Regions from separate parts of the Homo sapiens genome. Here region 1 is linked to region 2. A link is a loop called in an ENCODE intact Hi-C map of the cell type or tissue named here. Cell type or tissue: CD4-positive, alpha-beta T cell. All regions are shown on one strand. Region 1 has its middle 21 kb from the start of MIR3155B. Region 2 overlaps LOC124902370 (a long non-coding RNA gene).

Region 1 (2,500 bases), 230 kb after region 2:
ACCCCTGTCCTGGATTGATAAACTAGGCTGTAAGGCTGGACGGGAAAGGTCACGATGTCTGCTTCTCCTGGTAAACAGGCCTGGGTCATTGGCATGAAGGAACCAGCAGATCTGTGCCAGGAGTCCAGAACAAATAACAAGAGATCCAAGCCCGTTACTTTACAGAAGAGGAGACTAAGGCTCAGAGAAGTCAGCAGAAAAAATACAGGCTTTGGAGTAAGGAGCACCGTGTAAGGACTAATGACTCCTTCTACTGGAACTTGCCTCTTCAAGCCGCTCCAATCCCCACACCTGGTCAATCCCCAAATCTCAACTCCCGCACACATCATCTATGTTCTTTCCGTGCCTACTATCTGTGCGGATTAAATTCTAAATGCCGCACCTGGACCACAGGCCCTCACTCCCCATCTCTTCCTCCCCGCCTCCCGTTTGCGTCCACTGCGCATTCCGCTGACAGGGACTCATCTTCCTAAGACAGTACTTTGGTTTTCTTCCCCTGCTCAGAAACAATCACTGGCTCCCGACTGCCACTAAGACCAAGTTCAACCTCCTTAGGCTTCACGGAAGGTCCTCTACAATGAGGCCTCAAGCAACCTTTCCCCTCCCTCTCTCTGCACCCCCGCAGCTGATCTGCTTCTCTCCCAAAAAAAGCCTTCCTGCACCTAGCCCCCCAGATCTCTGGAGACCCAGAAACCCCCTTTGCCTCTGTCTATTCCCTCTGTGTCTACTAACATCCCTCCCTTGCTGTTCTCCAAGCATTTATTTTCTGCACTACCTCAAATACTTGTCTGCACCTTTTCACGTGAGCATATATAGGTGGGGGAAGGGGTGTGTGTTTCCCGCCACACCCTAGGCCTCTTTAAGTTTGTATCTTGTTCTCTGCATTCAGCACAACCCCTAGCTCAACTCCTTCACAGGAAGCGGTGCTGTAACCATATGCACAGGACACATAAAAGCTGCACACAAGTGGACAACCTCTTCCTGAGCGCCCCCTCCAGGCTGAAAGCACACCACTGCCCGGCCCCAGCAGCTGAGGACTACAGGTTGCGCCTCGACCTCTTGTGGGCTGCTGGCAAACACAAACATGACCACCAGCAACGGCTGTGGTGGGACAGTTTCTGCTGTGGAAATGCCCAGGGTGAGGGCTCCAACTCTGCCTAGAAAGTCAGGGAGGGCTTCCTGGAGGAAGGGTGTGAGGTGAGTGGTGAAGGAGAGTTCCCGAAGTAGACAAGTAGGGCACAATGAGGACAGAACTGAGAGAGAGTGGACGTCCCAGGTTGAAGGACATGCAGGCCAAACCATGAAGGGAACACAGATCCTGTGTAAGGGGATGCTGGGAAGAGCTGGGCCACTGCAGTGGACGCTGGCCTAACAGGAGGTGAAGGTGTGGGAGATGAGCATGGAGCGGCCTGCTTTCAGGACAGAGGACAGATGCGCCCCAGCACTGCAGTCACAGGAACATCTAGCTCTGCCCTCCCTGGACAAGTTGTCTGCCTTGGGTGAACTTTTTTTTTTTTTTCTGAGATGAAGTCTTGTTCTGTGGCCCAGGCTGGAGTGCAGTGGCACAATCACAGCTCACTGCAGCCTCGACCTACTGGGCTCAAGCAATCCTCCTGCCTGAGCCTCCCAAGTAGCTGGAACCACAGGTATGCGCCACCACACCCAGCTAATGTTTTAATTTTTTGTAGAGATGGGGTCTCATCATGTTGCTCAGGCTGGTCTCAGATTCCTGGGCTCAAACAATCCTCCCACTTGCCATTTGCAAGCCCTGTGGTCTTGGATAAGTCACTTAATCATTCAGCACCCCGGTTTCCTCATTTGGAACATGGTAAAAAGAATACTGGCCCTGTGAAGTTGCAATTTTAAGTAACAGTGTTTAAATGTGCTTTCTGAACGTTTGCTCACACTGGTCGCAGTGTCACCGAGTGACAAGTATGAGGCCAGGAAAGGCCAGCGAAGTGTCCTGTCTGCCCAGCTCAGGGCTGCAGCAGAGGAACTGCACCCAGCTTGGACTCCTCTGCCTCCTCTGCTCCAAAAGGCCCGCCTGTGCGCCTCCCTCTCCTTCCTGCAAAGGAGCATGCTTCTCTCAGGCTGCACCACACCTTGCCCTCCCGACGTGGGCTGCAGAAGCCATGGGACCAAGAAGCAAATCGATACCAAGAAGCACAGCCGCATGCCTGATGGGAACTGATCCCAGCAAACGAGTGAGCCAGCAGGGGCTTTCTCGCAGTCCCCAGGGTGTTCCGGGAGAATGCGTCAGAGTATCTGTCCCGGACACCGGTGGTTTTCGGGTTTCCCTCCATGACTAAGACTCTCAATGGAGTACGGCGGCAAAAAGAGGAAAAGCACCAACTCATGTTTTCTGAATCAGCCCGCCAGCTGCAGAACTTTGGGCTCCAGCCAGATCTATGGAACAAGAATCTGCATCTGAACGCCATCTCCAAAGGACTCCTAGGCATTTGAGCTTGAGAAGCGCGGGCTCCCTCCCCACTCTCATCGT
Region 2 (2,500 bases):
ACCACACACACCATGTATGTACACGTCACATGCACATACCACACACATTCATTCACATGCAACCCATATACACACATCATATATGCGAACACCACAGATGTGCATGTCCCATGCACATACCACACACAATCACACATTCACACGCCATACACACATGCCATACACACACATGAACACACCATACACATGACACAAACACCATACATACACACCATACACACACACACACACACACACACTGAACATGTACACCACACATGCATGCATGCGCACACATGTAGCTTTCCAAGCACACCACATGCTTGCTTCTGGGCCCGACACAAGCTGCTGCCTGGAAGTCATTCCCCCTCACTTGAACGCCTCCTCCTGATTTCTGCTCCAATATTGCCCCCTCCAGATGCCTCTTATGCCCCCACTCATCCCCTCACACCCCCCACACCCCGGCACCATGCACGCCCACTGCATTCAGGACTGGGTGCTCGCTTACCTGCAAGCTCAGCCGGCATGGGATTGCATCTTCTCTGTCTCATGTCTCCAGCCCGCAACAGAGCTGAACATTTGCAGAGTGAAAGTTGGATAGATGAATTACCAAATTCTTTAGAGTGATCTGTTAGAACCCATAGCTCTTTTTGGGTTTGTGAAATTAGAAAAATGATGCCTGTGGTTTTTAAACTTCACTCATTGATCTTTTCAAAGGGCTTTACCCCCGAGGAAATACAAAGGATGGTATATTTTGCATATTCGAAGTGCATTCGTTCATTTCAACTTTATTAGCTGTGCTTAAATCATCATACTGAAAATGCATGTTTCTGTACTCATATGAGACATTCTAATTAATCTTACACTAGATCAACCAAACATTTGCATCTTGTAGCTGAAAAGTATCGTTTAAAAGTGGCTGAAACTCTGCTTCCTTGTTGGTTTTGACAGTGGTGAGTGAGTACCCATGGTAATGACGGTGAGCCATTCCCTCAGTGCCTCAGGCGGCACATCTTACTCCAGAATGAACATATTATCATAAGATCTGCACAAAGACATATTCGTTTCATGGCATTATTCAGAACTGTTTTGTGTCTATAAAAATTATAATAGCCTTCTGGTTAAACATAACACATTGACTAGAAAGTGACTCTCTTTTTCCTTTTTCAAAAAAACTTTATTGAAACATTAAAATAAACTGGGAAAGTAATTTAAAATTGTAATTAAAAATTACTCAGTACCATACAACAAATTCTGCATTGGTATAATCTGCAATCACAATTTTAGCCACTGGGGAGCGACTTCAGCAAACATTATTTTACAGCCGAATTCTGGAACCACAGGTTAGAGCTCAAAAGAACACGGGCCCCATTGTGCAAATTTTTCCTACTTTAGTCATGAAAAAAAAAAAAAAGTAGTTTGATTATTTGGTGTTAGAAACTGTCTGGAACACAGTTCTGAATTTTAAAAAGAACAATTTTAGGATGATATAGGCACTCTAAGGCATCTCCAGTTTCTAACATAAGTTAATTCTAACCCAAGGATTTTTCTAAAATGTTGTATATTTTAAATTCACACAATGCTTTAGATTTCACTCCTTATAATCTAATCTCAATTCCAAAGGGCATTATTATCATAATGCTCTTTCTCCATGTTGGTAAAATATGAAAAGTGTTAGTTGCAACAAAGGCCCAAAACAAATGGCCCAAATGTCCTCCAGGATGGGCCCTCTGAATGTGCGAGCTCTTGGTAGCAACATGCCTGACTTGAGGTTATACCAAGAAGAAATCATCATTCCCACTGAGGGTCTCCCAGCTGCATGGAAATGGGACAACATTGGTAACAGGTGCCAACCTGTGAGATTTTGGAGCTGTCATTGCTCCCCATGGGCACATGGGTGCACCAGTCATAGAGTACCATAAAGTAGCCAGCACTCCCGCACTTGTCCTTCAAAGCCTGACCCTTCCAGTAGCAGCAATCAGCTTCCTCTAGACCTAGAATCATGCGACAGTCCATTTGCAAAGAGCAGGATAAAGAACTTGAGCCATCTAGTGGGCTCTTGGGCATAGTTGGGAAGACGCAAGGCAAATTCCCTCTTCCAAAATATCCACCTTCCCATTCCACCACACTTAACACTTGGCTATTAAAAACCTTATTCTTGAGGTCAGAAAGACTTGCGGGGCGCTGGAGTTCCCCAGTGAAAATGCCAATAGCACTGGGTAATAAACACGTAAGTTATTGTCATGGGTGATTTGCAAACCTGCCAGCAAGGCAGTGAGCAGTTCCCTGGGTGGGGTCCAGGACGCAAAAGGAGAGAGTTCACGAAAGTCAAGATGAGAGGACGGCAAACGGAGAGCTGCCCAGTGCACAGATCTGCCTGAAGGAACACTGCTTCCCAAGGAAACACATCTGTTTGTTGTGAAGCTCTCACTATGAAAAACAGAATCTGACCGGGCGCGGTGGCTCACGCCTGTAATCCCAACACTCTGGGAGGCTGAGATGGGCAGATTGCTTTAGCTCA

Evidence for each region. A loop is a pair of places that touch in the nucleus more often than their neighbours do. Peaks named below come from ENCODE experiments on the same cell type or tissue, not always from the same donor. Only the 100,000 strongest peaks of a DNase experiment are listed, where the experiment ranks them.
Region 1: it touches region 2 in a loop (6-fold over the local background); 9 of 110 quality-filtered maps call a loop at or near these places.

Annotation. Positions count from the first base shown.
Region 1 is chr10:6,171,843-6,174,342 of GRCh38, reverse strand. It overlaps a transcript of PFKFB3 not described here. Among named protein-coding and RNA genes, the nearest start is that of MIR3155B, 21 kb to the right of the region's middle. RefSeq lists an enhancer at 884-933. In CD4-positive, alpha-beta T cell, a CTCF peak has its summit at 1,048; DNase peaks (open chromatin) are centred at 972 and 2,282; H3K27ac peaks cover 157 bases.
Region 2 is chr10:6,405,210-6,407,709 of GRCh38, reverse strand. The region is part of intron 1 of LOC124902370 (a long non-coding RNA gene); the gene reads left to right. It also overlaps a transcript of PRKCQ not described here. Among named protein-coding and RNA genes, the nearest start is that of LINC02656, 56 kb to the right of the region's middle. In CD4-positive, alpha-beta T cell, CTCF peaks have their summits at 1,075 and 1,278; a DNase peak (open chromatin) is centred at 1,299; H3K4me3 peaks cover 353 bases.